Linked DNA regions of Mus musculus: region 1 is linked to region 2. Evidence: chromatin loops called from intact Hi-C (ENCODE). Cell type or tissue: left cerebral cortex. All regions are shown on one strand.

The links. Peaks named below come from ENCODE experiments on the same cell type or tissue, not always from the same donor. Only the 100,000 strongest peaks of a DNase experiment are listed, where the experiment ranks them.
Region 1: it touches region 2 in a loop (9-fold over the local background); 26 of 42 quality-filtered maps call a loop at or near these places.

The regions. Positions count from the first base shown.
Region 1 is chr6:28,134,953-28,137,452 of GRCm38, forward strand. It overlaps a transcript of Grm8 not described here. Among named protein-coding and RNA genes, the nearest start is that of Grm8, 9.8 kb to the left of the region's middle. In left cerebral cortex, a CTCF peak has its summit at 1,140; DNase peaks (open chromatin) are centred at 119 and 1,117; H3K4me3 peaks cover 1,141 bases; H3K27ac peaks cover 455 bases.
Region 2 is chr6:27,656,176-27,658,675 of GRCm38, forward strand. The region is part of intron 5 of Grm8 (glutamate receptor, metabotropic 8); the gene reads right to left. Among named protein-coding and RNA genes, the nearest start is that of Mir592, 280 kb to the right of the region's middle. In left cerebral cortex, a CTCF peak has its summit at 1,544 (motif pointing right); a DNase peak (open chromatin) is centred at 1,547.

The DNA.
Region 1 (2,500 bases), 480 kb after region 2:
GGGGTGTCTTACCCTGCTCCCCGCAGAGGGCGAGGTGAGGAAGCCTGCGGGGGACCCGCAGCTCCATATCAGCGCTGCCGCCGCCTTGGCCACCGAGAGAGGCGAGCACCACGGCCGCACTTGTGGCTGGTCTCCGGGCTGAGGGGGCTGAGCCGGCCGAGCCACCGGCGAGTCTCTTCCATGTGAATAACAAATACTCCCACCGGCGGCCGCGATTGGTCTACGCCCGGCGCCTCCCGACCCTCCGCCCGCGGCCATTCACCCCACGCGGCGCGGGGAGCCGCGGCGGGGATCGCGCCCGGGATCACCAATCGCTTCGCACCAACCATTCACCCCGGGAAGTGAGAGGGGGGTAATCGCCGAGGGGCAGAGACCCGGACGTGAGTAGGGACAGGGACACCCCAGTGACAGGACCCCTTCACATTCAAGTCTGAATCAACTCCGAGTTCTGTTTTTTTGGATTTGTTTTGTTTTTATATACCAGCCCCACCTGACGAAAAGTAAGGGAACCGCACCACGGCGCAGTGAGCTCGGCTGCCGCTGACGACCCGAAGCGAGAGGGACAACTCTTGCTAACCCAGGACCCCCTCCCTCCCAATGAGCACAACTCCGAGGAGGGTGAACGTGAAGAAGACACGACAGATGACAAGTGTCCTGACACTTGCTTTCTTTTCAGTGATGCTCAAAGTAGCTCCCTCAAGCCGCGTGCTTCCTCATAAAGTTTGCCTCCCACTAGCGGCTGTTCCGCCCTAGGTCCTGCCCTGGGGCTCGGACACCAGAGGGTGCCAGCGAACGCCTTCTACCTCGCCCCTGGAGCCGGAGGAGGAGTATAGCCCCACTGCGGACACTGGGGACCAGGCAACCAAGGCGACTGTTATTTTTGTGGAGAGGATTCAAGGAGCCCAGATCGAGACGCAAAATTCCTGAAGAGCTCCCTAACCCAGAAACCTCAGGATTCCCTCCCATCCAGCGGCTGGAAACCCTCTGGGCTCCAAGAGCAAAGCCCGAGCCCCTTCCTCCTGTAGTTCCACTGGGTTCTCGCCACGCGGAGAGAAGGCGGGAACTCCTTGCCGCACCACCCTGCACCAGGGGTGCGCTGGCCGGCCTAGCTTTGGATTGGTGAGAAAGTTCCATCTAGAGGTGGCCGCGCGCAACTGCAGCCCAAGACCAGAGCCCAGAAGAGAGGTGTACTATGGGGAGGAGGGATGGAGACTTGTAAGCATGAAAAGAGTGGAGAAGAGAGGAGATTAGACTCAGTAGCTACAGAGATTTTACAACTTCATAAGCATCATGAATCTTATAAGCTTCATCACGAGTCACTCGTCTGAACTCCAGTGTACAGGTTATAAACCTTATCCTGTTCAGGTTTCTTTTACTTTTGAATCAACTCTAAAACGATAAAAATTCTCTCTCTCTCTCTCTCTCTCTCTCTCTCTCTCTCTCTCTCTCTCTCTCTCTCTCTCTCTCCCTCTCCCTCTCCCTCTCCCTCTCCCTCCCCCTCCCCCTCCCCCTGACCCTCCCCTTCCCCCTCCCCCCTCCCTCTCCCCCCTCCCCCTCCCCCCAGGAGAAGAAAGAAATCTTGATTTAGAGATATGCTTGGAAAATGCTAAGCCTGAAATCCCCATAGGTTCTGACCTCCCCAAGGCTGGCATTAAAGTGTGACATTTTCAGTGAGAAGACAACAGTCTCCTCCCTAGTTCCCTAAAACCACCCAGACCCTCTTAGCGAAGAGTCAGCTGATTTACAGAATGCGTCGTCCTCCCTGCTCATTCACGCCATCTCTTACCATCCTCCTTCTATGGCTGAAGGAAGGGAAGAGGATTTGGAGGAAAAGCCAGTACCACGATTCCTTTTAAGGTGGAGAGAAATCAGAACCGACACAGACGTGGGACTGACTGGGTAGGATCAGAGGTTGCACCTGTGCTGTGGAGTTGAGCGGTTCTCGTGGGACCTTGAATCGCTTCCCCTCCCAGGTAGGGAGGTAGTTTTGGCAACAGAGCCCAGAGGTCACCAATCTGGAGTCTGAGCTTACCTAGGCTGAGCACCTCTGTCTGAGCAGGGATGTCTGAGCGGTAGTGTACAGACTTGAAAAAAAAATCCCTCTCTAGGCTCATTACTAATGTCTTGGTACATTCAGATGAAAGATGAACAAAAAGGAACCAGAAGACAGGTCAATGCTGAAAAATACTCTGAAAATCGGAGCCGCTGACCACATTCTGGTCTTCAGGGTCTGGACCAGAATCCTTGCAGCGTTAATGCCCGGTGTTAGCCAAGAGGGCAATGCTCTAGTGGGCCCATTTCCATAATGAGGACAACACAGCTGGCTGTGGCTTTGGATGGTTTTGACAAGGCCCAGTAAGCTGCTAAGGAGAGAAGTGGCTAACGAGCTGCTTGTCTCGTTTTCCTATTGATCATCACCTGCAGAGAATATGTCTTCCAGGCATATTGCTGCCCTTTCCCTGTGCAGCCCTCTGAGAAATAAATAGGCCTGGTCTCTCCT
Region 2 (2,500 bases):
TTGTCTCTGAAATTTCATGAGTAATATATAGTTTCCTGTAACATGTATGTATCCATTACTAAAACACTTGCTGATCGAATTAAAAGTAAATAATTATAACTTGGAAGGGGGAAAGAAAACTGAGAGCAGGCATACAACATATTCCAAAGGGCTCCTCTTAGCAAACTTAAAACTGGTTTTCTTCACAGGACTGATTACAAGAATAAGATACATAGTTACATCATTGGCTGAGTTGCATTCCATTACTGTGTCTACCTCCTCAACTATCCAAGGAAACACAATGTGTTAAATACCTACAGAAACTATGCTTGACATCTGGCTAGGGCAGGTTACCTGCGGTTTCATCTAGCTAATATCAGCAGAGCTGTCAGAATAGTATTACTTGATTGCAAAGAAAAAAATAGTACCAGCTGTTTCCCTTATATCAGGAGAACCTTTAATAGGCAAATATTAAACCTATATGATACACAGCATGTTTTAGATATGTATACATCATAGAATGGACAAACCAAGCGAACATCAAATTTACTTCACACAGTGTTTATAGTTATAACAATTAAAATATTCATTTGTCAAATGTTAAGCATAAAATATATTGTTTTCAATGTCCTAGGAAGAAATTGATTTCTTGAACTTATTCCTCCCATCTAACTGACGTTTTCCATCCCTTGAGTGACATTGTCCTATTATTTATGTTCTAAGAGCCACCTCCTTTGAGCTCTGCATCTATGGTACAGCACATTATGATTCACACGTAAGCAAGGCATGGGTTTCCTATACCTGGCTTGTTTTAGTAAACTAAGTATGCATCTATAAAGGATTATACCCAGAGGACATCGTATAAAAAGGAAGGAACCCTCATCATTAGCAGCTGTATGTATGAGTCTGAAGAATTTATTATGAGAACTTTTGAGTAAGTCCCATGCCTGTGATTTTTTTTTTCTGGCCAGCCTTTTCATATACATGAGAAGAATATTTATTTAGACACTAATGTGACCATCCTAACCATGTCTATATACATTTATGGCTGCAGCCTAGGTAATAGTCTCACAAGATTGTGGTGGAAACAAAAATGAAATCATAAATTTAAAACACCTCAAAGATTAAAAAAAAAAAAAAAAAAAAAAAGCAAGTGCAGAGACTATAGTGAAGATCATGGCTGCCTACTTCAAACAAGACTTTCACTCCAAGAGTCATAGTATCACATAAATTCAACCAACAGGCAGTGAGGCATGAATCTTGTGGGCAGCCATAAATAGCCAGATCATTCTTAGCAAATGCTATTGACATCGAAAAAGTAATCCAGAAAGATTTATAGAGGGAGGTCAACTAGACAGATTTCACAAAGAAGACTGAGTGAAATACCTCTTTGAATAAATTGGTGGGGTTTGTCCCTGTAAGACTCAAAATCATCTTGAGTTTTTCTTGTAAATGTTTGACACGCCATTCTCCATTTAAGAATCCATTCCTAAGCCACCACCACTTGTTTAAATTATAAGGACTGTGGAACCTTGTGTCTGCAATTCAAAGAACCTACCAGCAGATGGCAACATTGCCCTGTTGAGCAATGTCACTGGACCCTGTGACAGGGCTTAAAATACTAGATGCTCCATGAATGGGGTCCCTGCATGTGGCATTCATTTACACAAGCAAAATGATGGAAGCCTCCAGAAGTTAATATGAAAGAAGAGAGAAGTGTACAAAAGTATATAGGAAAGTTGTAGGTAAGAAATATTCATTTCCAAATACAAATCAAGTTGGTAAAACATCTATAGCTGTTTTGGCAGTTTCATACTTACCTACTATCAGTCAACTCTTCCACAATTGTTTTTACAGTTTATATTTTCTCTACATCCCCAGAGATTGCATTAGTCTCATTTTTTCCAGGTCTGCCTACTCAAATTATTGTGAATGTTTAAGTATTGTTCTATGATCCTTACAAGCAAGTGAACTGATGTCCTTAATTATTTCTAAGTAGAGGTGTTGACCACAGTGGCTAAAAGCTCTGGCCTCAGTGTCAAAGACTGATGGGTCTTAAACTGTTCAGCATTTACTTAGGCAAATTATTTAATCTTGTTACATCCAAGTGCCCTCAGTAAGAGAATGTTAACACCTGTTCCATAGAATGAAAAACAGATCAAATGTTAAAAAGTGCTAAGTGTAAAAATTACAATGTCTGGCCCAGAGCAAGTCCTCAATGATGCCTGTAATCATCACTGACTATATAATATGTACTTCACTGAACATTCTTCGGGTTGAATGGTGAAAATTTTAAAAACTGGGACTTGTTGACTCATTACAGCTTAGTTTTCTAATCATAGAGGATTCTGAAAAGAGACTGGGTTTCCCTTTACAATTGATTTTAATCTCTCCAAACTGTCTCTCAGTCTTGGCCGTTTCAGTCCGTGTCTTTGCAGGTATTCTCTGATCACTGTAGCATCCCATTGGCCTGTTCTTTGGAAGATTAGTGCTTGGGGGCTGGGGTGGGGAGGGAGGCTCT